Linked DNA regions of Homo sapiens: regions 2 and 3 are each linked to region 1. A link is an interaction called in ENCODE POLR2A ChIA-PET data of the cell type or tissue named here. Cell type or tissue: CD4-positive, alpha-beta T cell. All regions are shown on one strand. Links, peaks and the distances in the headings refer to the core of each region. The heading gives the core; the rest is flanking DNA.

What was found. ChIA-PET counts read pairs that join two places held together with the same protein. Peaks named below come from ENCODE experiments on the same cell type or tissue, not always from the same donor. Only the 100,000 strongest peaks of a DNase experiment are listed, where the experiment ranks them.
Region 2: POLR2A ChIA-PET joins it to region 1 with 8 read pairs; 4 of 35 experiments call an interaction of 5 or more read pairs at or near these places.
Region 3: POLR2A ChIA-PET joins it to region 1 with 5 read pairs; 2 of 35 experiments call an interaction of 5 or more read pairs at or near these places.

The regions. Positions count from the first base shown.
Region 1 is chr14:98,192,653-98,203,301 of GRCh38, reverse strand. LOC107987207 (a long non-coding RNA gene) reads left to right here. Exons shown (of 2, transcript XR_001750875.2): 2 at 135-1,309. Among named protein-coding and RNA genes, the nearest start is that of LINC02295, 62 kb to the right of the region's middle. In CD4-positive, alpha-beta T cell, for the core only: a CTCF peak has its summit at 7,499; DNase peaks (open chromatin) are centred at 4,761 and 7,461; H3K4me3 peaks cover 2,189 bases; H3K27ac peaks cover 1,708 bases.
Region 2 is chr14:98,426,594-98,437,897 of GRCh38, reverse strand. No RefSeq gene overlaps it. Among named protein-coding and RNA genes, the nearest start is that of LINC02914, 280 kb to the left of the region's middle. In CD4-positive, alpha-beta T cell, for the core only: no CTCF peak of the experiment used is centred there; no DNase peak of the experiment used is centred there.
Region 3 is chr14:99,125,152-99,136,455 of GRCh38, reverse strand. The region is part of intron 3 of LOC105370659 (a long non-coding RNA gene); the gene reads left to right. Among named protein-coding and RNA genes, the nearest start is that of BCL11B, 140 kb to the left of the region's middle. RefSeq lists an enhancer at 1,565-2,288. In CD4-positive, alpha-beta T cell, for the core only: no CTCF peak of the experiment used is centred there; no DNase peak of the experiment used is centred there.

The DNA of each region.
Region 1 (10,649 bases), core at 1,125-9,124:
GTTTCTGTCCCCTCCAAAACTCATGTTGAAACTTAATCCCCATTGTAATCACGTTGGGAGGTGTAGCCTAATGGAAAGTGTTTAGGTCATGAGGTCTCTGCCCTCATTAATAAATTAATGCTTCTATACAAAAGGATTGCAGGAATGAGTTTGCCCTTCTCTTCTGCTCTTGGATCATGTGAGGACACAGAGTTCCTTTCCCTGAAAATGCACCAACGAGGCACCACCTTGGAAGTGGAGACCAGGCCCTTAACAGACACCAAACCTATAGGAATCTTGATGTTGGATCTCCCAGCCTCCAAAACTGTGAGAAATAGATTTATGTTCTTTATAAATCACCCAGTCTGTGGTGCTCTATTATAGCAGCACAAAACAGACTAAGATAGCAGGTACATACGGACAAACGGTATATGATTGTACACAGGTGAACATGTACTTAAACAGAATATGGTAGTGCACAAGCAAACACATGCATAAACAGTACGTAGTCACACACAGGCTAATGCATACATAGGCCAGATCATTTCCCACATTGGCAGTACTATGAAGGGGATGAAGATGGGCTCAGAGGATCGGGAGTGGATAGAGGTCCAGGGCAGTAAGAGCCACTGTAGATGAGGTGGTCAGGGAAGGTGTCCCTGAAAAGATTCCACCTGAACTGACACCAAAGGGCAGGGGTGGGCAGCGATGAAAAGGGCCCCTCTCTCAGGCAGGGAGCAGCAAATTCATTATCATTGAGGCAGGACGCAGCTTAGCATTGCTCAGGACAATATGATCAGTGTGGCTGGAGATCAGTGCACTTTCGGAGGTGACATGGATTGAGGTTAGGAAGACTAGCAGGTGTTGACTCCTCCAGGTCTTAATTTATAAGGGTAGCAGATCTGATAGGCTACTTGTGATGTGGTGAGCGCCCCATCAACTGGGCAATGGAAAGAGGGGCTGGGTGACCACTGATCAGCAATGTCGGAAGTGGGAGAGAGTGAGGAAGAAATTGAAGTGGAATGCTTTAAAGCACTGTCCGTCTTTGACATCAAGACACTCACTTTGCTGAGCTCAGAGACATCTGAAGTTTAATCACCTGCAGATTTGATTGAATGTATTTTGCCAATATTGAGGGACAGCCACCATGAGGAGAAGTGCCAGTGCAGCTGCCAACTGAGGAGAGGCCAGGACCTCAGTACCATGGATACAGCAAATGTGGACAGAGCCAGTGCCGTGGCTCATTTAGAGCCAGATGTGAAAGGCAGCTGGCTGTGCCTCCTTGCTTTGACTGCTGAAAACCATAAATAAATACATGTAAAAAGTTGGATGTTAGCTCTGTCATTATTTTACAATGATGATAGGACGTTAGAATATGAATGCAGTTTGAAAGATAGCACTGTCTTTGATACATCAAAAAGCCCTCTCCACTTGACTAGAACTTTGGAGGGACGCTACTAGGATAAACTCCTCCCTGCCTGTTCTCCTGATGTTGTATTACGATGACAGAAGCTCTCAATGTATCAACTTAATTTCAGTTCAAAAACCGTCTTAGTTCTGCCCTAGTGAAGTCAAATGGAGTTTTATCATTTTTTCTTGGGCATAAGATGCTCAATTTTCCAGAGGGAAAAAATGCAGAATGGAGCTGAAAATGTAATCATATTTGGGAGAAATGGGTAATCATATTCTTGTGGTATTAAAGACTTCTCTAAGAAAACTCTGCTACCAAGAATGGGGTCACAGGGTTGAGAATCCATCTGACACTGTGGAAGAAAGGCAATGTTATCCCTATCTACATTTCCAGAATCTGATATCTATTTTCTCCCCATTCGCTTGCCCATGGTATGGCTACATCTGCATCTATACAGTGGATTTTCCATCTACTCATCCTTCTTTGATCAGAGCTCAACCTCTGTGAGCTTTGATTTCCAATTCCTAGAATAGAGACAGGGTACTTGCCCCTGAGCCCCTCAATACCCGGTGACTGAATTCCCTCTGTTTTGGCTTTCGTGACACTGTCCAGGTACACTCCCCTTTAATGGAGACTTCTGAGTCTGCTCTGGTTCTAGAAAGGCAGTCTAAGTTAATTTCCACAATTTTCATTGTATTGGCAAAGAACTTGAGGCTTTGTTGTTCAAGAAACTTCCCAGTATCTATTAAGGGGCAGATCTATTTATCAAACCCAGACTTACAGATGCCAGTGTCCAGGCTTTGCCCTGTTCCCCATAATTGCCCCTAAGAACCATCTGTAGCACATCTGAGATGGAGCCACGGAGTCCTAGTCTGGCCTCCTGGAATCCACCCACTCCTGTCTGGGGAGCTGCCTGCCCTTTGCTGGCCCTTCTGATGAAGGCTCCACTCCATCTGGTGAGACCTGGGAGCCTCTGGTCCGGTTACCAGCTAGCCCTCCCATCTCCCATATCTTGAAGTCTGCTGGGAGGGAGGACTCGGGTAATAACCACGCTAATGACAAAGCGCTAACTGAAGACCCCAGTAACCTCTTGGTTTCCTCCCTTCCCATGGCCGTGGCATAATGAAGCCGGGCAGGCACTTGGGGAGTAATCGGATCCAGCTCAGGGTTAGCTAAGAGGTGGTTTGTGGTCAGGTGTCCAACAGATGGGTTCAAATTACCTGACTTTAATTTCAAGTAATTGGTGAGCTGGATTACCCTCCAGCTCAGGGGACCTGGAACTATATGTCTTTTACTATCAGCCCTGAAGGAAAAGGAGAGTCTGCTCCATGGGGGTGGTGAGGGTAGGGGTGGGAAAGGCCAGGGTCCGGACACAGGGGTATCCAAATGATTCCAGAGGCTGGGCCAGAGTCCCTCAACCTTCAAGGAAGTTTTCTAATGATAGGTTAAGATTCTATTGCAGAACTTGCAAAGACTTCTCTCCAGATGATGGAAGAGAGTTAAAATCATAAAGGGTGAGATTTGGTTATGTAATTCTCTCTCTTCTGGTTTTTTTTTTTGTTGTTGTTTTGTTTAATTACCAATATGTTTATGCAAATGCACATATTTCCAAATGCTTGTTTAGTCTGCTTGTGCATCTATTTATACTCTTAATAATCACTAGACTTTACTGGGGATGTCCAGGCACTTGGCTAATTGTTTTACATGTCAGAGCTTCTCCAATGTTCCAATGACCCTTATGGGGTAGAGACTCACAGCTATCACTTTACAGATGTGAATAGTGATAGTGAAAGGGGTGGATGGGCCTGCCCCTGGTCCATGGTTCCTCATGGAGAGCTGGATCTCAGCACAGTAAACCACCTCAAAGGCTCCATCCCTTTGTCTCTGCTGAGTGCAAGCTCTTCAACTCCTCTCAGGAAGATGACAAGGACTTTCATCCCAACGCCTCCACTCCTGCTCTCTCCCTAGTCTCTTCATCTTGTGTTCATTCATTTATTTATTCTTGCAAAAATCACATCCCCAAGTCTGTATTTAGCCTGTGCTTGACCTATATTAGACATTCAATAAACATTTTGAGGGTGAATCAATGAACACGAATGCAAGGGTTAATAAGACAGGGCTCTTCCATCAACAGGTTATGCATACCTGGTGAGAACAAAACTATAAACACATCCACGCACACCAAGATGGTAATTTCACAATATATAGTGATAAAAAGAATTGTGAGAAAAAAATGAAGCCACATTTGCAAAAAAGTGAAGTGCCTTACACAGCATTGGGTGCATATGTAATAAGTGGTCAGTGAGCAGGCTGGGTAGCTTCCCCAGTTGACTATTGTTTCCACAGGTGGGACATGTTTGCGTGTGCATATGTGTGTGTGTGTGTGTGTGTGTGCATGTGCATATATGTGTGTTTGTGTGAACAAATCTGTGCATGTATGTGTATGAGTGTTTGCCGTGTCTTTAATCTTCTGCGTTTTCAGCTGCTGGTCCATGCCTGGTCATATTCTTGGTACTCAGATTATGATGGATGTTTAAATAAATAAAAAACAAGGCCTGAGACCAAGTGAAGAGGCAGTTAAAATGTCACCCCAAAGCTTCCTGAGGGCTCTTGAAAGGCGGTCTGAGTTATTTTGTATTCTGTATTTGTGCTAAGAAGTGCTGTCTGACAGAGCATCTGGGAAGAAAACCAAGAGCAAATATAGCCATCTTGATCCTACCTGCTTGAGAGCTGTAAGCCACAGCTTTCAGAGAGATGTTCCAGTGAGAGAGAGGGGCTAGCTGGGAAAGAATTAGACTACAAACAGGGAAGTTTCATTGTCTGCAAAGTGGGGAGACTCCAGATTGTGTGGGGCTGTGGAATAATAATCTGACATCACCTGTGGAAGGCTCTCAGTTGTTGTCTGGTCAGTTGGACAGACCCTCAGCCTTGACCATCCTCACTTTGCACATCTGCAGCATGGAACCCACAAGGCATCCAATGGGGTTGCTGTAACTCTCAGATGAGGCGATGGATGTTTCCAATTGCTTTAGATTCACTGTCACATGCCACAAGAGGGCTGGCATATTTATTAATTTACAATGTATGAACTTGTAATATCTTACTGAATAGCAAGCGTGGTCCTTGCACCTCTAGTGCATTATGTAATCGCCATGGCCAACTGAACAATTCTCACATGAAGCTTGTCTACTTTACTTAGGTGGCCACTGAGAGAGCTCGGGCCCCCAGACAGTTAAACCACGCTGGGGCCACCTGGTACTTGAAGCACCTTAAGGGCCTTCATAAAACTGCTGGGTGACCACAAAACTAACCACCAGTTCCTCTGGAGCCCAGCCCAGCAGTGTGAACCCGAACCGCGGGAGAAAAAGGTGATGCAGCACTTTGTCACTCCCTGTCTCGAGCAGGCAGGCAGGCCAGGGGCAGCCAGCCCAGTTATCAGTTTCTCACAGAAACCTGCTCCGGTCAGCCTGCCTGGAAAGTCCCACGGGGTGAGGACGCTGGTGCTCTGCCTCCTCTGTCTATGTCTGGGCTGTTCCCTCAGGGGCAGCAGATCTTGAATCCTTAGCATTGTCAAGAGTTCCAGTGACTTTGGGTTCAAAGGGTATGGTCTTTCAGATAAGATTGGCTTTTCCTGGGTGTCCTTAGGAAGCTGGAGGGGATGCTGGAACAAATCATGTGTTGGAAAATGCACCTAGTAATGGGAACATCTCAGCAGTGTCTTGATCACTGTAGAGTTCAGACATTTGGGGACAGAGTCTGAGTGTATATTGCTTTCCTCCCTAAATCTTAGGCCACTCTAACTCTGACTATACTACTTTGCAACCTTCCTGACACACACACACACACACACACACACACTCTTTCTCTCTCTCTCTCTCTCTCTCAATCATCCTGTCAATTCTTCCTTGGAAAACCAGCAAGTTCTGATTGCTTAGTTTATCAAACCCCCTTGTGATCGAGGTAATGAAAACATTACCTTGGAAGCCAGTCCCCGGGTTTGAATCCCAGGGTCACCACATACTAACCACGTGGTCTGGGCAGCTCATCTGTCCTCCTTGCTCTGTCCATTCTGTCTCAGTAGGTCTAGGGATGAGGTCTGGGAATCTGGGTTAAAGCAAACCACTGCAGTGGTTCACGGGCTACTCTGAGAAACCCTGCACTGATGGAGGGTGGGGGGCCCAGGGATGAAGTTCTGAGGGTTAGTGACCCCTGGAAATGGTAAGAAAGATAGTATTACTCGTGTGTGTTTCCATGTGGGAAGAGACAAAGTGTCATTGAGTCTCAAAGGGCTCTTTGGCCCAAAACAACTTAGAACCAGAAGGTAGAAAAGAGAGGAGAGCTGGCAATGACTCCAAGGGTTAGAGCCTATCCTCCTAGAAGAACATGGCACCCCTACCCTATTGGTGTGGCAGATAATAGGGAGACAGTAGTTCTGTTTAAATATGTGAAGATCCAGAACTGTGGGTGGATGGCAAGTTATTTAAACAACAACGTCCCAGGAAACACAGGGAAGACCAACTAGCCCTTCAAGGCTTCCGGTGCACAGCTCCCTGACACTGCAGGCTCTGGAAGTAGCCCCACGGAGAAGAGGAATGGGAATGATTGCAAAAAGTCCAGACAGTGAAGGTGAAAAGGAATCGAGGCTTTGCAGATGAGGTAGGACTTGAGGTGCACTTGGAATGATGGCAGTGTGCTTATTTTCCAACATAGCTTATGCACGTAGAAAGAAAAAAAAAAGATTCTGAGTTTCTACAGAGTTTTCAAAATCCCCCAGTTCATGGACCCTTGCTGGTACTTTGGTGGTGGAATGAAACAGGTCTCCAAACTCTTCACACAGGATCCTTTGTATCAACACCACCCAGAAAACATTGCTTGTCTTTTCCTTGAAGACATGTTCCATTTGGGGAATTTTTTTTTCATGGCATCACAATCTCCAAGCCAAAGACTCTAGTCCCAAGATTCTGGTGTTTGTCTTTCAGGGTGGAAAGCTCAGAGTGTCATCTTGGCCCACTATTCAGCAGACAGAACAAAGAAGAAGAGAGATCCAGCAGACTCCCTAAAATTATTGTAGTAGCTCAAACACAAACTTTACCTAAACACTGATTGTGTTAGTCCAATCCCACCATTAATCTTCTGCCAACTGCATTTAGGAGGTGAAAGGCTGCTCTTTGATACTCAGTGTCCCTCCCTATGCTGCTGAATGGACAAAGGAGAAGATATGAGAAAGAAACAATCACTCAGTTGCGGTGGCTCATGCCTGTAATCCCTGCAATTTGGGTTGCCGAGGCAGGTGGATCACCTGAGGTCAGGAGTTCAAGACTAGCCTGGACAATACGGTGAAACCCCATCTCTACTAAAAATACAAAAATTAGCTGGGTGTAGTGGCAGGCACCTGTAATCCCAGCTACTCAAGAGGCTGAGGCGGGAGAATCGCTGGAAGGTGGAGAATGCAGTGAGCCGAGATCGCACCACTGCACTCCATCCTGGGTTAAAGTGCGAAACTCTGTCTCAAAAAAAAAAAAAAAAAAATAGCCAGGCATGGTGGCAAATTCCTATAGTCCCAGCTACTTGGGAGGCTGAGGCAGGAGAATCACTTGAACATGGGAGGTGGAGGTTGCAGTGCCCCAAGATCGCGCCACTGCACTCCAGCCTGGGTGACAGAGCAACACTCTGTCTCAAAAAAAAAAAAAAAAAAAAAAGAGAGAGAGAAAGAAAACAGAGTCATTCCAATCCCATGCAGATTTACTGAGTACTTACTATATGGTTCACCTGATGCAGGATCTAAAGAAAGAAGGTCTTAGAACCAAAGCCTTGCTTAAGATATTTCTGGCCTTATGACTGTTTGATGCAAAACTCAAAAGTTGTTAAGACTGTCCTGGCACCATTTTGTTCAGCCTGTAGGACCTATCACTAGGTCCTGAAACTCCCAAAACCTCAGTGTCCCATCTTTAAGACAAAGAATAGCCAAATTCTCCTCTCCATTCACGTTCTCTCAACAGGATGCCGAGACAAAAGCGGAGTCAGACTTTTGAAACTGAAATTCCTTGGGTGGGAGGTGGGCTTCACACCCTGGGCTTCCAGCACCACCCACAGGCATTTCAGAAGCTCACTTCTTATTTCAGCATCTGACAAATAAAAAGAAAAGACCAAAAAAAAAAAAAGTAATACTCTATTCCGTGTCAACAGTTTCTTCCTTTTTGCATCTAGATGTGAAGGCTGCCAACCACTCCTTAAAAAGATACAAGCTTTGCAATATGAATCCATGACCCCATATTTGAAACCTTTGTGCCCTTTGGCATTCAGTATGTTTCAGATTTAGAACAGTAATATGTTGCATGCACTCAGTATTATTTAACACCCCCAGTGGAGCCTGGGGCAGTGCCCTGCAATCAAGCCCATTAATATTTCTGCAGAAAAATGTATGAATATGCACACCAAGTCGGATAAATAAAGACTATCAACAGCCCAGTGTCGGTCCAGGTCAACTTTTGCTGCCTAATGAGTTCAGATCAGGCCAGTTGTTGCAGTCAAATAAGTCATAAAATGTAAGCCTTCAGAGCGTTTGGGCTTCCAGAATTGTAGGTAAGGGATTGCAGACCTGTAATAGCAAGAAGCATTGAGTGAGAGTTTATCATGTGCCAGCCAGTGTGCTAAGTGTGCCCAGCCGCATGGGCAGGTGTTCCTATTACCCCCCATGCTGTAGCAAAGAAACAGAGTCTGAGTGAGGGTGATGTGGGTAAACCTGAGCAGGGGGGGTCTTTCTGCCTCGTTCCAAGGCTCCATTCTGAATGAAGGCATCAGAACAAAGTCCTATGCCTGTCAGCTGAGAGTGATAGGAATGATTTGAAAATGTAAGTGGCTTGCGTGGGCCAAAAAAGCAGCTCATTCTGACACTCCTAATTTTACTGGTACCTCCTCCCAGCCAAGAAGAGAGGATAATATTAACATAAGGGGAATCAGAGAACAAGTAGAACATAGACATGCCAGTTTCTCCCCTTGGGTGTTGAGGAATCAGGAGTCCTGTCTAACCAGACTGGAATTTTCAGCCTCAAGGACCACAGAGACTCCTCACTTCTCCTCCTTCCCAAAGCGTGAGCCTCATGACTGATTGCCTTGTCTCCAGATTGGCTATTTCTAACATCCCTCACACCATGGTTAGATTTATCTTCCTAAAATGTTTCTCTGAACATATTATTTCTCTGCTGAAAATACTCCAGGGCTTCCTGCTGTCTACAGAAGAAGTTCACATGTTTTGACTTGGCCTCCAAAGGATGCACTGGATACCTCCTCAGATAAACTAAACCATGTGATGTCACTGCATAGCCCCCCATTTTCCCATACCATGTTCTATTGCTACCACCATCTCTCAACCTTTGCCATCTTTCCTTTGTGTTTTAAGCAACAGTTTCTTCAGCTCCAAGATCACCTCCTCAAAGAAGGCTTGTCTATGGCCCACCAAATGGAAGCAGACCTGTGTATTCTCAGCTTATGTTGCCTTTGCTTCTCTTCTGACAGCTTTCAAATGCCTCTTCAGTTCAATTATTCTTTCAGCTCCCCTTTGTTTAATATGGCAAATGGGACCCCATTTTATCAATCAAATTATTAGTATCTTATCAGTTAATCTGTATAATTTTATACTGTTATGTTGAATAAATGAAACCCAGTAGGTTGCAAATGTAAATCCAGATTAGCTTAGCTTCAGAACAAGTAGGCTACATATTCAGTTCCCTACTTGCATAGGTGTGCAACCTGGGAGGTTCTCAGATAACAGCCCAAGTGTTAGGGTATTGCTTGTCAAATATGTTCCTTGCTCTATGATAACAAAAAAATCTAACTTCAAAAGATTCCTTATAACCAACTATTTATCTACCCATTCTTATCTATGTGAATAGATAATATGTTATCCCCTTCAATTATTCTCTAAAAAACTCACAAAGATTATAAACCAAAGAGGAAACAAGTCATTTCTTTTAGCTCTATACTACTTCAAATGTCACTGCTCCTCTCGGTCCAGCTTCTTAGAGCAATTACATGCACCATCAGGATCCTTGGTGATTTTGTAGACTTTCTTGGTCTTTAGTTGATAGTTCAAGGCTTTGGAGAGGTATCAAGGATGCTTGCAAAGATGGCAACTAAAGGCCTGGGTAATCCTTCAACGAATGGATCCCTTGTTTTCTGCATTCACCCATGTTTGGCTTAGTCAGTTGTGGTATGTCTATAAGCAGATTTCCAAGCTTCTTTTGCTGAATTCTGAATGGCAGATAAAAGATTTCCCAGTGATTTGATCTTAATGGTGTTTTGGGGAGTTGAGGGGTTGAACTCTTTATGGGAGAAGTGAATTTTCATGGAGAGATCAGGCTTTCTGTGATTCTTTAGATAGGCAAGAGACTGCAGTGCTGAATTGAACCTCAGAATGGGGCTCTTCTTTTTCTCTTGCTCAGCGAGTCTTCCAGCATTTATGTTAGCTTCACAGTCCTAAGGCAGCCATGCAACAGGAAGCCCTTCTAATTATTCCCAGTGATTCTTATAAACATATCTTTCTTTATCAGTTTCCCAGACTCAGTCCTGGTCATCCCTGACCTCAAGGCTCTCCTAGTCTAGAAGAAGAGGTGAACACTGGCCCATTACACCTGACTTAGGCCCTCCCTCTTTCCCCAGCCCTTTGAGATGCTGGAGATGACTTGCCTGCTGACCCAGCTCCCATGTCATCCTTGAGAGTGTGGGCAGCTCCAACATGACTTTCCTTCTGGAGTTTGGGCCACCAGGAGTGGGCGTACTTCTGCCTGTCACTAAGCAGACATGACATGAGTGGGTACAACTGACATGTTTTTTTTTTTTTTCCTTTTGGATGTGTGGGTGCCTGCAAGATTTTCTTTTCTTCCTTCCTTTCAGAAGTGCAGCAGGGAGAATGCCAATCAGGAGTTGGTGGTTCCATCCACAGCCATTCAACCGGCCACCCTGACTGAGTTCCTCAAATCATAGACATCTATGACACTGTGGCATTGAGATCTGACAGTATGCGGCTTCCTCACTCTCCCATGTTGGAGGATGCTCAGAGTGCTGCCGGAACAGGACACAGAGATAGCACAGATCTTTCTACTAATAGAACACCAATACTGTGGAAGACTAATACTAGCACATACTATAATAAAAGTAGGGCTTTCTGTTCCTGTATACGAATGTTTTAGCTTACATTTCACTTCTTTCACTTTCTTCATGGAAAGCTTGCAGCCTCATCTTCCCAATATAGTTAATATTC
Region 2 (11,304 bases), core at 1,294-9,293, 230 kb before region 1:
TTACAGGTGTGAGCCACCACTCCTGGCTGACTTTCCTTGTTTTTGATGACCTTAACAGTTTTGAAGAGTAGTTTTCAAGTATTTTGCAGACTGTCCCTCAATTGAGATTGGTCTAATGTCTTCCTGTGGAAAGATTGAGGTTATGAGATTTGGGGAGGAAGACCAGGAAAGTAAAATGCCCTCTTTATCACATCATATGAGGGGTACCTACTATCTACATAACTTACGACTGCTGATGCTGACCTTGATCACCTGGCTGAAGTAGTGTTTGACAGGTTTTCCCATTATGAAGTTATTTTTTTCCCTACTTTTTAATACTGCACTCTTTAGAAGGAAAGTCCCTGTGCACACCCTGTCCTTGAGGAGCCGGGAGCTATGGTCCACCTACTTATGGGTAGAATATTTACATAAATTGTCTGAAACTCATATGCATCATGTATTTGCCTCTTCTGCCCCTATTTATTTATTTAATCACTTATTTATATCAGTATAATTCAATGCTACTTTATTTTGTTGCTTAAATTTTTAGAGCTTTGCCTATTGAAAAACTTTCCACTGGCTTCTGTGTCTTGCATACTTTCATCATTGCGCAATTCTTTTTTTAGCACACTTTCTGGCACTACAATTTATTCCAGGCTCATCTTATATATTTCCTGAACCAATCTCACTTTTCCAAGGAGCAGGGCAATTTTTAAACGGCAGATAAGGCCTCATACTACTTAAACTGTTTCTGATAATATTAAAAGAAGCACAATGTCCCAATTATTTTGGAAATGAATAACTCACTAGTTGACAAGTGAATAAGACTGTTGGCAAAACATGACATACATTGGACAAAAATATAAATTAACAATGTTACTTATCAAACTTGATGTACTTATCTTAAACAAAGGGTTGGAAAACTGATTTCAGCAGCATGATATGTAGCATTTATTCCAGGAATGCAAAGGTCCTCCATTATTAGGAAATTCATCATATTAATGGGCCTAAGGGATGCAAATTATGTAGTCATCTCCATAAATGTTGAAATAAATTTGAAAAAATTTAACATATAGATCTTATTTTAAAACTCTCAACAAAAATTAATAAGAACACTCACAACTTCATTAAAAATGTGCAAAACATTTGAACAGACACTTCACCAAAGAAAATATATGAATGGCAAAAGCACATAGGAAGAAATTGCTGCATCATAAATCACTAGCGAAAATGCAAAGTAAAGTTGTAATAAGACAACACTAGACAGGTTAAAATTGAAAGACTGACATACCAGCTGTTGATGAAGATGTGGAGACACTAACTTTTACTCATAGCTGATGGAAATGCAAGAGGGTAACCACTTTGGAAAACATTTTGGTAGTTTCTCAAAGCATTAATCCTATGCCTACAATATGGGCCAGTAATTGCACTCATAGATATTTACTTAGGAGAAATAAAAACATACGTTGACATAAAGACTTGTGCAAAACTCTTCATAACTACTTCCTTTGTAATAATTAAAACTAGAAACTATCTGTCCATAAAGAGATAGATGGATAAATAAATTGTGATATAGTTGTAGAATGGAAAACTACTCAGCAATAAAAAGTAATAAGCTACTGATGTACACAACATAAAAACCCAGATGAATCTCAAAGTTATGCTAAGTAAATGAAGTTGGACTCCCCCCATCACCAAAAAAGCACATACTGAATGGTTCTCTTCAGATAAAATTCTGTAAAGGGCAAAGTAACCTATAGTGATAGAAAGCCTTGATTACGTGGGGAAGAGGGTGGGGAAGGAGCAATTCCAAAGGTGTTTGAGTACACACTTGGGGGTGATGAGTATATTTATTGTGTTATTGGGATAATGTATAGTATAAATACATCTAAATGTATCAAATTGTACGCTTTAAATATGTGCAGTACACCAATTAGACCTCCATAAAGTTATAAAAGAAATTTTTAAATCCTCAATAATATTGCAATATATAAACCCTTCTTCAATATGATATTGACATAGAAATATTGGAAATATAGATAATTACAAATAGATACATGGATATAGACATATAGCTTTATATATAAGATATACATACATATTTTTGGCTATGGATACAGATATAAATGTAAACATATATAGGTTTATAGATTATGTAGATAGAGAGTTACAGTAAGTTCACTCATTCTTCTACCCAAAAACCAGCATAAACTTATTGGAGAGGCAGTAGAGTCACATCACTATATTCTGAAATATGACAAGGATGCCCGCTGTGACCACTATTTTTCAACACTGTACTGGAGTAAAAATAAAAGGAAGGGAAGCAAATACTTTCATTACAGCAGTGAGAGTATATAATTGATTACCAGAAAATCCAAGAGAGTCAAGTTAAAAAAAAAGCCTACAAATAATAATTCTATAATGACATAATAGTGAGATAGTAGGCTTTGAACCCAATAAACATAAATCAATATGTACAAACAATGAATAATTGGAAAAGATAATGAAAGAAATCACTCCCATTAATAACAGAACCAAAAAAGATGAAATGCCAGGGACTAAAGTTAATAAAAGATATGCAAAACCTTTACAAAAAAACTTTAAAACGCTGTTGAAGGACATAAGTAAGTTCTGAACAAATGAAAACAAAAGTTCAGAAAAAGATTTTAGAAAGGAAAACTCAACATAATAAAGATATCAAATCTCCTTTATTTTATTTATATATTAAATGAGATTGCAATTTAAAAATACTAAAATTGTTTTGTTTGTTTTGCTTTTGGAACTAGACAAAGGTGCTTCTAAAATTCACACAAAATAAATGTAAAAATGTTTTAAAAAATAAAAGAGTGAATAATGATTGACCATATTGGATATAAAACTATATTTTAAAGACTATTAAAACATATGACATCAGCACATCAATGTATAGAGTAATCAAAGGAAAAGATTTGAAAGTTCAAAAATAGGCACAGATAAATTCAGAAATGTAGCATATGACGTTGGAATCTCAATTAGCCAAACAAGATCTCTTCAATAAATGATGTTGGAACTTCTGAGTAGTGATCAGAAAAAAAAAAAATGTTGAATTCTTACCTCACTCCATTTACCAGAAGAAAATCCAAATACATTAAAGCTTTAAAGCATAAATATGAAAGTATAAAAAGAAAATAAAAAACAGGTAGATTTCTTTATAACCGTGGTATCACAAAGCTGTATCTGTCTGATTCAAAGTCCACAAACTAAGCACACGGAAAAAGATTGATAGGTTCAATCACATTGAAAATAAAATAAAATATTTATTAGGGGTCAAAAACATCAAAAGAAAATCAGATGATAGATAACAAAATTGGAAAAATGTTTACAAGTCACATTATAGATAAAGGGCTACTTTCTCACAATCAAATATGTAAGTTAAAATAATCACGTTATTAAACTGCACTCTAGCCTGGCAACAGAACAAGACTCTGTCTCAAAAAAAAAGCAAGATGTCAAAAAAGTGATATGAATAAACCCTTTGCAGCAACAGCGAGAATCACAACTCACTCATAATCCCAGAAACAGTGATGCAAATTATACTGTGGTGCCATTTTTTACCTGTCAGATTGGAAAAATGTATGAAGTTATACTAACACACTCTCAAGCATACCTAGTCGGAAAGGCCAATTGGAGTGATCCCTTTGGAGGGAATTTAGCAATGCCATCAAATTTAACAATGCGCCTGCCTCTCGATTCACTAAGAAATAATTTTTTTTTGTAGTCTAAGTATGTCCCAAATATTGCATGGGACATACTTATACTGATTATTTATTGTTCATCTGAAATTCAAATTCCGCTGAGTATCTTATATTTTTGTCTGGCAACTCCACCATAAAAATTTCTGTCTATGTTCATATGTTCATAATCTCTGCTCAAAATTCACTCCCTATCTTGGGGGCATTGTTCTAAGACAAATGGGCGGCAGCCTGGTGTTCACTTATCGCAAAGCTAGTGGTCTTAAGCAAGCTGTAATGTCTCTTCTTATGTAAAATGAGACCATTAGCCTGGATGATCTTAATGGCTCCTTCCAGCTGTAATTTTCAGGATTTCTTCATCACACTGGTTCCTGTGACCATGTTCTTGATACTCTCCTTGAGAGACAGAACTTTCACAGTTTAAGTTTTGTTTGTTTGTTTTAATACAAAATGATGAAGTGGGGTCACTGGGGCCATGGATTTTGGCAGTGGACTATCTCAGTGATTTCCTGTGTCATACTACCTAGATGAAACTGGCAAACCCTGCAGATCACAACCACGACAAACCAGAGCTACGTTTGTATTTGGATCCACTCATTTGAGACAAAAATTACAGTCAAAACTCTAAATTCCAGGAAGGGCGTTTCACTGCACGTGGGAACAGTTTCAAGAAATCAAGATCTTGAGAACAGAAATGAAACAAATGAAACAGCATTTTTGTTTGTTTGTTTGTTTTGTTTTGTTTTGTTTTGTTTTTCGAATTTCCAGAACTGTACTGTTGAAAAGAAACTGATGATAACAATACCCTTAACAATTAACAATTTCACAAGTTATTTTTCACATACTTTGTCTCATGTGACTATTCTACCTTCCTTGTGGGCAATGACAGATTTGGTTATTATTTCCCAGAGAAAAGCAACCAAAAGACACAACACTTATGTGTGGGGAAACTAAGACTCACATCCCGGATTTCCAATTCCAGGCCTGGTTCCACCACTCCTTATGATCAAACAGACTTGACTCCATGCAGCTGACATTAGAGTTACAGAAACTAAAGAAAGAGACAATTTCTGAATCTTCAGGGAGAAGAATATTCCAAGAATCATAACTGTCAGAGTGGGCATGGGCTGTTTCTAGAAGTAGAGAGTTCTGTGCCACTGGAGGATTTTAAACAGAAGCCAGGAAAATTGTCTTGGGGAACGGTTAAAAGAGATACATGAAAAGCACAGAAGTTGGGACCAAATAATTTGCAATACTATTTATAATTCAGACCTCATAATCTAATGCTAAACACTCAGCCCATTCCCTGCCCTCCCCTCAACACCAAACTATGAAGGAGAATGGAGGAATGAATTCTTTTCTTATTAATTCTCCCCAGGCTTATTCCTACTCCACTCCCGAACTTCTACAGGTGCATTTTCTATGAAAGCAGCTTACCATACTTCACATCATTGTCTTTACCTGCCCGTTTTTCGCACTACATGTGAGATCTCAGATGGCAGGGGTCCCTCTAACATATCCTGTACCCCCAGCACTTCCCATGGAGGACTGAGGATGTTCTTTCTAAGAAAATGCTTGCTGACTAATTGAACTTCTTGGCTGAACTGACAATGAGCAAACTCACTCGGCGTCTTTTTGACATGCTTTTGTTTATTTTACCAAATGTTCCTCTCATATCTTCTCATCAGTTTCTCTTTCACTTCTTCACACATAATCTATCCTGCATATTCTATCCTTTGAAAAAACATTTGTTTGTTTGTTTTGTCCCAGTCACGGTCCTCTTGCCCCTTACAAGCAGGAAATGACAGGGAATATGGACTTCCCTTCCCCCTGGGAGAGTCTTTTAAGCTCAAAGTCAGTAACCAATCGGTACTATTTATTTAGCAGAGGTAAATTACGAATCATGTTTCTGAGATATTGATAAAAATAGTGATTAGCAATTGCTTGGTTAATAGAGAAGAAAAAGGTCTGGCCTACGCCTAATGGGAGTTGACAGGGTTGTTTTATTAATGTTGCTAATTGATTCTTGATTTAGGTGGAAGCCATCTTAGTTGAAAAGATGGCCTCTAACAGGTATGGACAGCTAGTAATGAAGACCTTTCAATTAACATGGCAGATGCTTTCAATGTATACATTTGTCAAGTTCCAGAAAAATTATTCAAACTAAAGTACTGATTTTGAGCAGACCTGCTTAAAACAGTCTATAAAAAAAAAGAGAGAGAGAGAAAGAAAAAGAAAAAAGAGCAAATCGATTGTCTTCCGTTGTTACCTAGTAGTCACATTTATTTCCATGATGAGTTTCACATCCTTGGCCTCATTGGTACCTTTGGTGTATTGCTCATACATGTATACAAAATAGAACAACAAGAAAAGGCTATATGAAGCACGTAACTCCAGCATATGATTCTTTAAAGAAGATTTTTACCTGGGCAGGTAAAGGTTGTAATTCTATAGCTGAGTGTGCTACATAGACTTTACTTAGTTATTAAACATGCATATAGTGTTTATCATGAATCTAGCTTGTCAGCTGAATTAATCATTCTAACACAGTCATTGTGAGGATACATTTACTTACCTGATTTGTAGATTAGGTGGCTGAGGCTCAGAGAATTTAAGTAACTTGCCTAAGGTCACGCAACTAGTAAGCAATGGCACTGAGGTTCATCTCCAGGAAGCCTGGCTCTAGAGCCTGTACTCACCACCTCATTATCTTGCATCTCATATTTTCACAAACACTTTCCCATTGCGTACCTATTCTTGGAGGATAGGCATTATTGTTAGTTCTACTTTGTAGATGAGCAAAATGAAGATTTTTGGAGTGAGGACTTCTTGGTTGGGCATTAACTGATAAAATTAACAACTCTGAGACATGAATGTCAGCAGTCTTTCAAATTAATGCTGTCTTTTGTGTTCCCATCCAAAACTATAGCTTTTTTGTTGTTTTCTGATTATAAAGCGAATACATGTTTATGTCAAAAATCAAATATATGGAAAAATAGAAAGAAAATTCACCTGACAATTCACAAACCAAAGGTATGACTTTTAACATTTTGAATGTATTTTCAGGAATATATTTTTTTATCTGTGTGTTTATATAAATGAAACCATACTCTATCTCTCTCTCTCTACTCTCTCTCTCTCTATATATGTATATGTATATATATATATGTATATGTGTGTGTGTATATATATATATGTATATATGTGTGTATATATATATATATACATTTTTTTTTTTTTGGGACGGAGTTTCCCTTTTGTTGCCCAGGCTGTAGTACAATGGCATGATGTCTACTCACTGCAACCTCCACCTCCCGAGTTCAAGCGATTCTCCTGCCTCAGCCTCCTGAGTAGCTGGGATTACAGGCTCCCACCATCATGCCCGGCTGATTTTGTATTTTTAGTAGAGACAGGGTTTCTCCATGTTGGTCAGGGTGGTCTCAAACACCCGACCTCAGGTGATCTGCCGGCCTCAGCCTCCCAAAGTGCTGGGATTACAGGCATGAGCCATTGCACCTGGCCTTCAAATTAATGCTATCTTTTGTGTTTCCATCCAAAAATATAGCTTTTGTTGTTGTTGTTTTCTGATTATAAAATGAATATATGTTTATGTCAAAAATCAAATATATGGAAAAAATAGAAAATTCACCTGACAATTCACAAACCAAAGGTATGCTTTAACATTTTGAACATATTTTCAGGAATATATTTTTGTGATCTGTGTGTTTATATCAATGAAACCATACTATATTTTTTAAATGCTGTTTTATAACCAAATCTATCCCTCAACAATGGGTCACTGAAATCTTCATTGTCATTGTAGAGCTATATCTGCCTGCTCAGTGACTACATATTAGTCCATTGAATATATATACCATAATTTATTTAAACAAAATCTTCCGGTAAATATTCATGTCATCACTTTATTTTAAATTATAGAAGCAGTCCCAGACTGCTTATGATTTTTAAGGCCTCAATGAATTCACTTTGCATATATAGATGACCCTCGGAGAAAATCCCCCATAGAAGAGCCCTCCTAACTGTTTTCAGGAGTAAAGAGGAAAGAGATGCGTCTTCCATGGTCCCTTCTGAGGCTGAAAACGATTAAACTGTGTCTAGAGACTGAGTTGGCCCTTCTTATTGCCTAGCAGGTTGGCCCCTGAGTCCTGCAGTAAATGCAAGAGGGAATGGCTAGAGAGGAGAGATGGGACAGAAGCGAGGTGTGGTCAGTGCCCCCACCCCTGCCCAGCTCTGTATTCACATCCCCATCCTACCTAGTTTCCAGCACTTGTCACTCGATGCAGTTATAGGGGTTGAACGACTTTCTTCACTTTAGCAAAGACTGCGTTTGAAATCTGATTCCAAAGTTGGGAGACATGTGTGTTATATACCTGTTATCTAACGAAAGTTGTCGAAGTAAATTTCCTCATGGAAACACATGACGGTTACTGCTGTTCACACCAGGAAACATCATACCCACAACTTAAATAGAACTCTGGGTGGTTATTATACCAGGCTTTTTTTTTTTAATTAAAGCATCATGGAAATACCACCTTCTAATGAAATCAGTGCACTTACAGATCTTTAGTATACAGAAAGAATCGGGTGACAAAATTGGGGCAGATAGGCTTTTTTCCACAATAGAGAATAAAAAGAGAGATTTCCTATCTTGAATGCATTTAAAACTTGTATGCTATACCTATGTATTTCTTTCATTTTATCTCTAAGTCTACATCTACCTAAAGTTGCATTATTTTTTGTGTATATGTATGTTTATATATATATGGAGAGAGAGAGAAAGACAAAAAGATATTGAGATCCTTAGAGTATCTTATATATTAGCAATTTGACTTTGTCATCAAGTCTCCTCAGTGGCCAAGACTAAACAGTTGTCAAAGAATCCAGATACTAAATGAAGTGCTAAAATAAAAAGGGCCTGTGAACTTGCTCACTGTTCACTGTTCATAATTCTAAAATACCTTGGATATGAGTGGTGACGTATGAAATGTCCTAGCACACCTAAGGTGGAAATTCAGACCTTAGTTGAGTAATTTCATGTTGCATATAAATCTTAGGGAAGCAGAGAATAGACATGGCTTTCACAAAATTGTCTGGTCTGTTCTTGATATTTTCTTTTCTTAAGAAGAAAAAATACATAAATACAAATAAAAATATACATATATGAATTCAGTTATATACACATACATACATATATACATATATATACGTATCTGTCTATATATACACATATCATATGTATATAATATAAACATACCTATCAGGATATAGATGGATAGATGAATATATAGGTGGATACACACATATATATTTACCAGTTTTTAGTAGTCATCTGTATGTGGTGAACTGAGATAAGTCATCATAACAAACTAAAGTTACCAAGATAACTTGAGAGATAAGATGCATTTCTTAATTGACTACACAGAACACATCTTTGAAACACTGGAGTAATAGCATGAGCTCTTACTGTTTTAAAAAATAGTAAAGTTCTTTGTGATCTGCTGTGTGGTTTACTGTTTGGGACTCACTGCAAAAACTCTGTTTATTCATTCCTTCCATGATCAAAGGAATGGAGCTGATGAGTGTAGAGATGTTGTTAGCGAATTCTGCTTAAATATGGTGGGTTGAAAATATGCATTTCTGCTGCTTTCCTGAAAACCAAGAAAAGAAGAGTAAAAATAATATCAAAAGTATACAGTCAAAAGATGGAGAGAATTAGAAATTCAGTGTCAGCAAATGCGATGTGTTCAAACATGGAGGATGAACACGTGGCTGCTGCTCCTCCAAAGCAGAGAGGAGAGCCTCACTTTCTGCACAGGGATGACACTCAGAAACAGGCAGATTCTTGCAACAAGAAGAAGAAATGAAGAGAAATGTGATTGTCCAGTTACCTCTGGAGGCCAGAATGTGGGGTGGGCTTGAAAATTGGAATGAAATTGTAACTGAGAAAATAGCAGCAGCCCCCTCATTCTCCTTCCTTACTCTATACAGCCAGACCATTCTCTCGACCATTCTCTCCACCCACCCTCAGAGAAGATGGAGCGACAGCAGTACAGGATTGTAGGATTCCAGCCACAGGGGTCAGGTGTCAAGCTGAATAAAAAGGGACAGGATAGGTAAGTGAAAACCACTACAGAACTACGAGACCCCAGGCAAGATTTTTCCTGTCAACTCCCAGACAACTGAAAGCCTGACTTGTATACCTAGGCAGGAAATTGGAGAAATTAATCTTTAGAAAACTGACCAGCCTGAGAGAATAGAGCTGCAGTTAAGGATATTTGAGCATCTCCCAACTGTGCATAGTGAAAGCCCAGTTTGCAAGCCCTGCTTACACACACAAGGTTTCAGTCAATATTTCAGTGCCCTGTTCTTAAATATGAATGAACAATCAGGGTCTCCAAACATTTTAAGAAACTGGCTAATGTTAAAGACAGAGAACAAAGCATAAAGGAAAAAGCATAGAGGAAATAGAGCAAATAGAGTGAGTAGAAAAACACCTTAATAAAACTACAAATAAAGTTATAATGAATTTCCTAAGAGAAACTATTGTTTGTCTAAAACTATTGAGAAATAGAGAGTCCTTACAAATTAAAAATATAAAGCAAATAATTAATAATTCAATAGAAGGATTGAAAAACAGTTAAAAATTCTCCCAGAAGAAAAAAGTTTCTTCAAAGAAGATATACACATTGACAGTGAAAACATGAAAATATTCTTACACCATGAGTCGCTTAAGAATGCAAATAAAAGCCACAATAAGAGGCCGCTTTGCCTTGACTTTATGACTGAACTTTTTAAAAAGACAATAAGAAGTGTTGTTGAGAATGTGGAGCATGTTGGAGCTATGACATAGTTTGCCTACTTTGGAAAATGGTTTGAAAATGTTTAACATAGAGTTACTATATGGCCTCTGATATTGTTTGGCTCTGTATCCCTACCCAAATCTCACCTTCAATTGAATAATCCCCATGCGTCAATAGTGGGGTCAGGTGGAGATAATCGAATCATGGGGACAGTTTCCCCCATACTGTTCTCATGATAGTAAGTGAGTTCTCAAGAGATCTGATGGTTGTGTAAGGGGTTTTCCTCTTTGCTTGGCTCTCATTATCTCTCCTGCCGCCTCGTGAAGAGGTGCCTTCCACTATGATTGTAAGAGGCCTCCCCAGCCATGCTGAAACGTGAGTCAATTAAACCTCTTTTCTTTATAAATTACCCAGTCTCTGGTATGTCTTTACTAGCATCATGAAAACAGATTAATTCAGCCCCCAGTTATACTCTCAGATGTATACCCAAGAGAATTGAAAAAAAGAATGTCCACAGAAAAACTTGTGCATGAATGTTCATAGCAGCATTACTCACAATAGTCAAAAAGTGAAAACAACCCACATGTCCATCATCTGAAGAATCAATAAACACAATGTGGCATATCTGTAAAATGGAATATTGTTTGGCTGTAGAAAGAAAGGAAGTAACTTGAGCCACAAAGACATATGCTACATAAAATACACCGCCGAAAAGGACACACATGGTATGATTCTGTTTATATGAGAAGTCCAAAATAGGCAAAGCTATGGGA
Region 3 (11,304 bases), core at 1,304-9,303, 930 kb before region 1:
GATGAGTTTCTTTCATTCAATGCCTGGGGTTTCCCACTGGCCCCCATTATGTTGCCTGGAAGATGGGGGCTCTTGTGAAGCAACAGCAGGATCCTACTGGACATTCTCCAGCTGCCTAATCCCTCCATGTCTCAGTGTTCTCATCTGTCAAATGGAGTCGCTCATCCCGCTCAACCCTCCCCTGACAGGGGTTACTTGCGTGGCCTTCCCATTGGCCTCCTGCTCACTCTTTCCTGACCCCAAACCCTCTGCAGGCCAGGCTCCCAGCCGGCCCCTCTGGACTTGGATTTGGCTGCAGCCTGTTGCTTCTCCATCTTCAGGACCCCAATCCCCTACCTGCACCACAGTGGGCTGCCAGCCACCTCCTGGGCCCATCCAGGGACCACTCGCCTGCAGAGCTGCCATGTACATTGCCTGCATTTCTGTGCCTGAGACCTATACTCCCCACTTCCCAAGAGACTGCAAGCACCATGAGGACATCTTTGTTTGTTTGTTTTGTTTTGTTTTGAGAAGGAGTCTTGCTCTGTTGCCCTGGCTGGAGTGCAGTGGTGCGATCTTGGCTCACTGCAACCTCTGCCTCCTGGATTCAAGTGATTCTCCTGCTTCAGCCTCCTGAGTAGCTGGGACTACAGGCACATGCCACCATGCCTGGCTAAGTTTTGTATTTTTATAGAGATGGGGTTTCACTATGTTGGCCAGGTTGGTCTCAAACTCTGACCTCCTGATCCGCCCACCTTGGCCTCCCAAAGTGCTGGGATTATAGGTGTTAGCCACTGTGCCCGGCTGAAGACAGTCTTTAATCACCACGGTCTGTGCAGCACCCGGCACGGTTCCTGGCCCACAGCAGGTCCTCCGTAAAGAGTGTGAGGTGTGGATCACACACCTCCAGCGTTCTCCTGGTATTGCTTGGGTTTGGAGCCTTTTCTGGGTCACAGAACACTTTAAGACATTGACTAAAGCCACTCCAGGAAAGTGGGTATGGGCACAATCTCACACAGAGACGCTAGTTTCTTCTGAGGCTGCCTGCAGCCCCGATCTAAGAGCTCCAGGCTGCACTCAGCCCCGCTGACATTCTCTCCAACCTTTAAGGCCCAGCTCATGTCCAAATGGGAGGGAGCGCTGCCTTGGCCCTGCAGAATGATGCTGTTGGAGGAAAGGAGGCAGAGCAGAGTGAGGGGCAGGCAGGGAGGAAAGAGAAGATCACAAGAGAGCACAAAAGTGGGGCCATTCCAGTACGGCGGTGAAAGTGACAGAGACGCTTTGCGGGAGGTCGGGGCCGTGCCTTTGCTTGATGATAAAGGACTGAATCCATGCTGACCTGAACTTGCTGAATTCCTAGGCTTTGCTCTGAGCCCAGGTTTTAAACCTGACCCTTCTGAGAACAAAATTCAGAGGGCAGAATCTTGCCATTTTTAACTTCAGATTCAAAGGAACCACTTCAGGAGGAAACAGGCAGAAAAGAGCCTCAGACATCATTCGGCCAGGCTGCTCTTGATCAGCTGAAGACAGTGTGACCCCAAAATGGGAAGGGGACCGCCAAGGTCAGATGGTGAGGCAGAGAAAAGATGTGGCCCATATTCCCCACTCCAGGTGCAGAGGGAGGACGTTCTGCCAGCAGCAGCGTCCAAGGAGAATGGCAGAAGCTGAGGTGCCCTGTGGAGGCTGCTCAGCTGGAACTCTCTAAAGGGGCCTGCCCCTCCACTTTGCCCAATGTGCTGTGAGGCATGACTGGAGTCCAGTGGGATCCACTGGGTCCGGATATCTGTGGATGGTAATATTATCCTGGGGACCAGCTCTCAACCTGGAGATTTAGCAGTCCTGGGGTGGAACATGATGGAACCCGCACCCTAGAACAAGAATGTCTTTCAGGCATGACAGGCTCGAAAGGAGGTTGAGGGGGCTTGAACAAGGGTACTTGTCTGTCCCACTGAGGAGCCGGTGAGGCCTGCAGAAACTCCTCTGGGCCTATGCTGATCAGCTGCCGTGGCTTTGGCCTTGATCTCCCCCAGGTCCCCAGCCTTGCAACCCCAGGCCCTCCATACTGAGTCCTCTCTGCTTCTGCCTTTGCACACAGCAGTATTTCAGAACCCAGGAGGCAGGGCCTGAACTCTGCTGCAGCTCCCTGCCTCTTGGCTCTTTCTACTGTGCTCAGGGCCATGGCGTCTGTGTCCTCCCTTTGACTACAAGGAGCATTTATTTGATTTCCTGCTTGGGAGTTCCCTCTGGAAATACATCCTCCACTGAGTACAAACAGGGCCACCATGCCACTTCCTATGTAACACCTGGAAATGTCACCCCCCGAGAACAGCAGCCCTGGAGTAGCTCAGGGCCTGTGCCTCACTTCATGTCCAACATTGTGCTGGCTGTACTGTGGGCTGTAACCTGCACCCATGTGTGAGTGGTTTGAGCAGTGATGCCTGGCCTTGGAGAGCCTGAGGGCTGGGGTGTGTTTCAGGTGTGCCCTCCTGCCCCGGGGCAAGGGAAGACTACCGGAGGGAGGCGGCGTGGCACCTGCGGGTGACAGGATGTTCTGCAGACATCTGGATGGGTCTGGCTGGGAGGCGGAGTGGCTAACAGCCAGTGTCCTCCCCTGATTGAAATCGTGTGCAGTCTTGTGGGGCTCCTGGGAAATGCCGTCCTATCTGACTGTGGGTCTCCCTCCCCACCCCCACCGGCTTCCTTCCAAGAAGCCTGTTTTGTAACAGTTGGCCCTGGCTCTCCCGTTCTCGCCTGGAGAGGAGACTGTCATCTTTGAAACGGGGCCTCATAAACCTGTAGCTGAGACAGGACATATTTTTCACTGGAGCGCTGAGTGCAGAGGGTGGGTGGGGAGGCCTCACTGGTGACGGGGAGATCCACTTTCCCTAGAGAGAAGTCACTTCGTAGAGACATGGGGGAGAACGTGCCTCGAGGAGGAAATTCTTCAACTCAGCTGCCACTTCTGGTGACGGCAAAGGCCACTGTTGGCATCTCCCTTGTTCTTGGTGTGAACATACTCTTGTGGGAGAAATGTGACAAGTTCTTTTTCCCTCCCAAGACTTCTCATGCAAATGGAGCCGTGATCATAGTCAGATGCTCCCCAAATAAGGAACCGCTTTGCGACGAAACAGAGGGAGAAAGCAAAATACAGAGGGGGTTTCACAGCACTCACAACTCTGCTGCCCTGCCCCCAAGAAACAGGCCTCATTCCACCCCCTGCCCCCACCCGACTGTGACTCCCTGCCTTGGCTCTTTCCTACAAAAATGAGTAAGGACTTTTACTTCTGACTGCAGGCAGGGGAGAGAAGACTCAGACGTTGCGGGAACCCTGTCTCCCTCTGTCTCTCTCAGAAACACCCAGAGTGGAGCGAGAGCTGTGACCAGGAGACTTCTGCGATGGGGCTCAAGAGCTCCCAAATCTGAGAGGTGCTGGGAGCGTGCCCTGTGGCTGGGGAAAGAGGGGTACCTGAGTCATGGCCTTATGATGATGCTTTGATTTTATTTTTCTGAAGAAAAGAAAAAGTGGGTGAGAGCAGAGCACAGCAGATTCTCTACCGCCCGGAGTGACACAGCTCCCTGGGCCTCTGTTTCCCCGTCTTTAACGGGACCAACCCCAGTGCCCCTTTGCCTCTCAGGATGGCCATCAGGATAGAAACAGGTCATGACATGAGGCAGCATCTTGTGTCATGCTTCTTAAATATTGATCTGCCTCTGAGTTCCCTGTGCAGCTTTGAAGATACGGATTCCAAAGCCCAGAGGTTTTGCTCTTACCTAGGCTCATTCTGATGCCACAGGTCTGGGGCAAATTTGGAGGGCTAAGGCCTTCATTTCTCGAACAGAAAACAAGGTCCAGAGAGGGAATGGGACTTGATTGAAGGGACTCTGTAAGGCAGAGATGGGTCTAGGATTTGAACCTTCTTATTCTTGTCCGTTTTTAGGGCCCTAAGTTTTCACAGATTTCACACACCCTCACGAGCTTGCTCAGGAAAAGGGGAAGGAATTCACATCTGCTGCGCACTTGCAGGGTGTTAGGTCTGAGCTGGCACAACCCTAGAAGACAGGGCCTAGGATTATCCCATTTTATAGAGAAAAGTAAGGCTCAAACAGAACAAGTGACTTAGGCCTGTAAGTATAGGGCTGGGATTCAGAGCCAGGTCTTCCTGACTCCAGCTCCCCCGGGGTTAGACCGTAGAGCATGAGGAACCAGCATTTCTTAGCATCTTTCCCCATATGCCCTGGTACCAAGCAGAGTGGCCATATGCTGGTGCCAGTTTCATTTCTGGAGGACCCAATCCCTCCCCCAGCCTGCCGATTCCTTGGAACGAACTCACTCCCGCTGCTGGCCCTGTTGAGGAGTTTGGTGCGGGGATGCCGGTGGTGGTGAGAGAGGGGGACAGTCACAGGTTCCCATCTGAAGCCTTGCTGTCAGCTGTTTCCTCCCACGCAGTGTGGAGGCTGCAGCAGGGCTGAGCATCCCTGCATGGCCAGGCATTCCCAGGCCGCCTGAAACCCCAGACTTAGAACGAGAAGTCAAGGCTGGCTGCTCCTGACACTTCCTCTGGTCCTCTCTGTCCTCCCTGGGCTCAGACCCCCAACCTTGCAAGGGGACAATGCCCCCTCCCCAGCCCATTCCTGCTGAGCAGCCATCAAGACTGAGAACCAAGGGCCGTGGAGTGCCCAGTTCTCCGTACCTCCTCTCCTGGACACGGCTCACCTTCCCAGCAGCTCCCATGGGCAGCCCTCCAGCCTCTGCCTGCACACTTTCCATGACGGGGAACTCACTACTTCCCAAGGTAGTCAGTGACATTTCTAGGCACTTTAGATTGCTACAATGTTCTCATTTGCAATTTTTTTTTTTTTTGAGATGGAATCTGTCTGTCACCCAGTCTGGAGTGTGGTGACATGATCTCATCTCACTGCAACCTCCATCTCCTGGGCTCACGCAATTCTCTTGCCTCAGCCTCCAGAGTAGCTGGGACTATAGGTGCATGCCACCATGCCCAGCTAATTTTGGTATTTTTAGTAGAGACAGGGTTTTACCATGTTGGTCAGGCTGGTCTCAAACTCTTGGCCTCCAGTGATCTGCCTGCCTCAGCCTCTCAAAGTGCTGGGATTACAGGCGTGAGCCACCTGATAAGTCACAATTTTTTACATACCTTAAGTATTGTATATATAAATATATACACGTTACGTGTTACACATATAAAAATCATATGTCTAAATGTATATGTGCATCATATATAAATTATATGGTACATTATATAAAATATTATTATTCATTTGTTGTCCATATCCCACTCATGTATTCAAATGTGCCTGCAGGAGGCTGGGCATGGTGGCTCACACCTGTAATCCCAGCACTTTGGGAGGCTGAGGCGGGCAGATCTCCTGAGGTCAGGAGTTTGAGACCAGCCTAGCCAACATGGTGAAACCCCATCTCTACTAAAAATACAGAAATTAGCCAGGCATGGTGGCGGGTGCCTGTAATCCCAGCTACTCAGGAGGCTGAGGCAGGAGAATCGCTTGAAACCAGGAGATGGAGGTTGTAGTGAGCTGAGATCACACCACTGCACTCTAACCTGAGTGACAGAATGAGACTCTGTCAAAAAAAAAAAAAAAAGTGCCTGCAGGAGGCACACAGAGATGTATACAAACACAATCTCTGCTCCTTCATCCCGTCAGCCACATGGGCACCTTCACATCCCCTGCTCTCTTTCCTAGGCTGGGTGTTAACAATGACTTCTTTAATTTTGCCAATTTTATAGACAAAAAAAGGGGCATCTCCTTCCATGTGGCCAAGGAGTTATTTCTAGAGGTTTCTTTTGCTTATTGTTATGTGGAATGGGCTTCAGGCACTTCTTTCGTCCTTCCTTCCTTCCTTCCTTCCTTCCTTCCTTCCTTCCTTCCTTCCTCCCTCCCTCCCTCCCTCTCTCTCTCTCGCTCTTTCTTTCTCTTTCTTTCTTTCTTTCTTTCTTTCTTTCTTTCTTTCTTTCTTTCTTTCTTTCTTTCTTTCTTTCTTTCTTCTTTCACTATAGGCACCTGTCACCACGCCCAGCTAATCTTTTTTTTTTTGTATTTTTAGTAGAGATAGGGTTTCACTATGTTGGCCAGGCTGGTCTCGAACTACTGACCTTGTGATCCGCCCACCTCGGCCTCCCAAAGTGCTGGGATTACAGACGTGAGCCACTGCACCCGGCTGGGCACTGCTCTTTCTTGGGGAGAGGGACAATGAGCACAGGAGCAAGGGGGCGACAGCTGAGCATCTACTGAGCCCCGTTATAAGGAACAGAGAGACGGCGAGAGGATGGGGAGGAGACTGGAGGAGGAGCAGGGGAAGGAGAGGGCGTGGGGAGGAGAAGGCGCCGTCTTTCCCCTCCAGTTCCCAGGCCCACGCTTCTGCCATGGTTGTCTCCCGCTCTCAACCACCACTGCGTCCTGCTTCTTTACTATTTTCCTGCTATTCCCTCATTGAACCCTTCTAAGATTCCGGTGAGATAGATTTTATTATCTCCATTTTACAGATTAGGAGACCGAGGCTCTGAGAGGTAAAAGGATCAACTAGCTTGCAAGGGGTTGAACCTGGATTTGAACCCGAGGCTGTTGGATTCTCGTCCTATCATGGTAGAGACAAAGAAAGGAGCAGATGGGAGAGATCCTGACAGGGAAGAGAGACCTGGAGAAATAAAGACAAAGTCAAATGGAGAAAAGCCAGAGACAGAAGCAGAGAGATGCCAGCAAGAGGAGAGAGGGAAGATGGAGCAGGAAGAATAGAGACTGTCTCCGAGAGAGAGGGAGGGAGAGTGACACAGATAGATGTGCAAGTCAGCGGAAAAGTGGGGACGAAGTCGAGTGAGGCAAGAGAGCATGGAGGCCAGACTAGAGGCAGGGCCAGGAAGGGAGGCGCCGAGCAGGGGTTGTCCCAGGGCAGGCCCTATGTTTCTCGCTCCAGCTCTGGCTGGCTCCTTCCTCTGCAGCCATCTCTGATCTCTGTGCAGCATCCCAAGCTCCGTGAGTGACAGCCTCCTAGAGAGGATGCTGCTTGGAATAGACGCTGGAGGAGCAGGGAAGGAGGCTGGATGGAGCTCCAGGGAGCCAGGTCCAGTGCTGCACAAGGGGACCCGACTCCCTAGACAGGCCTCATGGTCTCAGGAGGCCTCAGAGGAGGTCACACAGGCAGGGAAGCAAGGCCCAGAGATGGGAGGGGCTTGACTGAAGGAACAGGAAGGAAGGGACAATGACTGCACCTCTCGAGCAGGCTTCGGTGTCTGGGTTGAATGCGAACAGCCAGTCAACAGCAAAATCCACCAACTCTAATACATCCGCTCATCTCCCTTCCCACTCAAGCTCCAAATCTGAACACCCCACTGTGCGGCAAATAGTCAGTAAAGCCAAACCTGAGACAGTAGGAGCTGAGATCAAAGAGCACTAGGTGAGGAGTCAGCAGCCTGGATCCCTGGCTCTCCTTCACCCACCTGAGCCTCCAGGGCAAGGAGGAACTGTGGACACTTGTCTTAAAGGCTGGCACAGGGCTCAGGAGGACAGATGTAAAGGCACATGGCTGTAGGTCCCCAGCCTGTGCTGGATTTGCCTTTTCCTCTTCCCCCAGAAGTCCTCATCTGTGAAATGGATTGGCTTGACCGCATGGGTTTTCAGCTGCTGCTAGCTCTGACCTCTGGTGATTTGATTGACACTAGTGGCTTTGCTAGACCAATTTGACCAGTGGACCCAGGGCACTGTCTTCATTGGCAGGCAGATAACTTAATCTCTGATATTTCTCCTCGTTAAAATTCAGCTTCATTAAGCATAAAACAGCTTGGAGGGGCTCGGGACTTTCCGCCCAAGGGGTTTGGGAATGGATGGAAAGGAGCAAGAGGAGGAGAGGGGGAGTCTCCTCCAGGGTTCACTGTTGAGGGACTCTCGGTTTAGACCTGCTCTCTTGATTCTTAGTAATGATGTTCCTGGTGGCGCTTCCTGGCTCAACACAGACTCCCTCTCCAATCACCCTCACAACACACTCGCGCACCAGACACACTCGCACACACTGATGTACCACACACCAGACATACTTGCACACACTGATGTACACCAAACACATATTTTCACGAATACATTCTTATGTTCGTGCACCCGCGCGCACACACACCAGACACACTCGCACACACTGATGTACCACACACCAGACATACTTGCACACACTGACGTACACCAAACACATACTTTCACGAATACATTCTTATGTTCGTGCACCTGCGCACACACACGCCAGACACACTCGCACACACTGATGTACACTTAAATACACTCACCAGTGTATTCATACATGTGTGTGCATGCACACATACACACACACCGTGTGGAAGAGAAAGCGTGTCTGGTTTCACAGGCTATCAGAGACAAAGTTTCTGTTTATCTTGGAACTGGCTCCAGTGAGCAAATTCTCTCCCCCTTGGAGCAGCCCTGGCATTCCTATCTTGCTTACTGGGAGGAAGGGAGTGAAGGATGAATTTCCTATCCTGTAATGGGGGTGGGTGGGGGGACTGGAAGGCAAGTTGCAACAGCAAGTGTGAGCACAAGTGTGTGTGCGTCCCGCTAGCTGGGTGGCTGGGCTTGGCAGCGACCGGCAGCAAGAGTGACGCATCGCTGGAGGTCTTTGTTGATCCTTTCCACATTAGGAAACAGGGTTCTTAAGGTTGATTTTGTAAGCTCAGGTTTCTCCTCCTTTCACTTGTTGATTGTACTGCCAAGGCAGTGTGCCAGAGAGAGAATCCCTCGTCTACCCAAGGAGAGAGAGCCTGAACTGCTTCCTCAGAAGCAGGCCTAGAATACCAAAGCATGACCGTCCAGCAAAGCTGCCTTGTCAGTGAGTACCCAGCTTAGGAGCAGTAATGACACTGGCTATGCATAGGGTCTCTCTTTCTCTCTGGGTCTGTAGCACCGATGTCAAGAGCACAGAACTCACCACTAAATGACCTGGGTTAATACCCCTGATCTGTCACTCACTAGATGCAAAATCCTGGGCAAGGTACTTAGTTCTTTGCGTCTCAGTTTCCTCATCTGCAAAGCAGGGATGGGAGCATTAGAGCCAACCACAGAAGCATTTGCGAGGACTATCCAAGGTAACGAATGGAAAATACAGAGAGAAGTGTCCAGCCTGTGATGAGCGCCAGTAAGTGTTGGCTATTATTATTCCCCTATGCCTGGTTTTATGCTAAACCATTTCCAGACATTCTCCCTGTAGGATGCTTCGAAAGGCACTCTGCAGTTATTCCCATGAAGATTGTGTGGGTTGAGTGACTTGCTCAAGGCCATTCAATTGGTTGGTGGCAGAGCAGGGACTGGAACTCACTGAAGCCAGTGAGCTCTCCTGTGGGGTGGGGGTGGTCTCCCCTTTCCTGCAGGGTCTTAGCTGGGGATGCTCACCACCTTTACGTTGTGGGCCAGAGGGAGGACAGTAGTCAGTGGACTTCGAAGCTCACTCAGCTCCACATAAGTGGGAGGTGAGACCTGGGAGGCATTCTTCCAGGTGGTGGTAGGGAGCTCCTCGTGGTGGAAGGTAATCAATGAACAGATTCACACTCATTTGAAATGGATGATCTTTCAGTGCTATTCATGCCACGCAGCACAGCAGGATGTTCTGAGGATGCCGGAGTGATGACCTGCTAACTGAATTTGTCGAGTGGTGTGAGGGTAATGAGCTTATGTAAAACCAGTGTACCAAAAATACAGACTAAGAAAACCCCAAGGCCGCACGATTAGTAATAGGGAACAAACATGCTATTTTCCCTCATTTTTTTTTCTTGATGTTGCCATGAAGGGTTTCCTCTCATTCATCAGAAATAAAAGCCCTATGACAGTTAGACTTCCTCAGGGCCTACACTGGCAGCCATGGAGTGGGCTGGAGGGGAGCTGGGGCCCAGAGACTCCTGAGTTCTACGACTGCCTCTGCCTTGCTGGATTTGAACCCAGCTGGGCTGGCTGAATTCACAGCCTGTGCGGTTAACTCCACAGCACTCTGCACCTCCAGCTATGACCCAGAGAGTTCTGGGAGAGTCAGAGCTATTCAAGAATGGTGGGTGTGTATGGGGCCCTGGGGGTGGGCTCGGCTTACTGTGTGAGGGGCCATAGAGAGGCCTGCTTTTCCCTTCTGTTTTTGTCCCAGCCCACCCTCTGCTCCAGCCTGTCAAGGCCACCTGTGTGACTCTTTGGCAGGCTCTGTGTGTAGTGTGGACAGTGCTGTCATCCTGCTTGGCTGCAGGTTTGGCCATCCTCCATGGATTTTCCATGGCCCATTTGCTTTTCTTTTGCTCTGGGGGGCTGATGGTTTGCACACCTGCCAGGCAGTTCTCCCCAAGGGGTCTTGGAGAGCCTGGCCTGCAGAACATGAGTGCCATAGCTCTGAAGGCAGCCCAGCCTACTTGAACCTTGGATCCTGGGATCCAGAGCCATTCATGAGTCATGTTGTTTTTGTAGTGAATCTTTACCCACTTCTCGTGAGGACAGCCTATCCAGGTCCTGTGGGACAGCAGGATTTAATGCCCAGAAGTAGGAAGACTAGGCTGGGCATCAGGGGGCCAAGGCTGGGATCTCTGTGCCCCTTCCTGGCTGCAGCACTGTGGGCAAGTTGCCATCCCTCTCTGAGTCAGGGTTTTCTCACCTGTAACTTAGAAATGATCACTTCCTTCCCTTCCTGGAGCACCTAGATGTTGTAAGAATAAAACGAGATAACATAGAGGTGAGAATACTCAGCAGATATCAATCACAGACCTACTATATACATGGTACTCACTGACCATGTTGTACATGATCACAATTCAAAGAAAACCAACGAATTAATCAACCAATGACCTACCAACTAATCAACTTACCGACCAACTTACTAACAAACTGAGCAACCAACCAACCAACCAACCAACCAACCAACCAACCAACCAACCAATAAATGAATTTATCTCCCAACCGACCAAACAGTGGAGCTTAGCATCTTGTTGGGAAAAGACCTACATTGAAAAATCCCACAGAGAAATACCGACGACCCTTGCTCAGATGGAGAGGACACACCATCATGACAGCCTCCGGTGGAGGGGCAGCAGTGGGAGCCGTGGGACAGGGTCCCAGTTCAGGGATTTTTCAGGCGCTACCACTCCTCTCTTTCCCCACGGCTCCCAGCTGCACCCAGGCTCTGGCTCTTGGATGCATTCCCAGGGCCTCCACCTGGAACCTCGCAGCAGCTCCTCATCGCAGTCTCTCCTTGGACACACTGTGGCCAAAATGTCTCTTTTCGGAAGAGTGATGTGACTATGTCATTTCTCTGTTTAAAACCCCTTA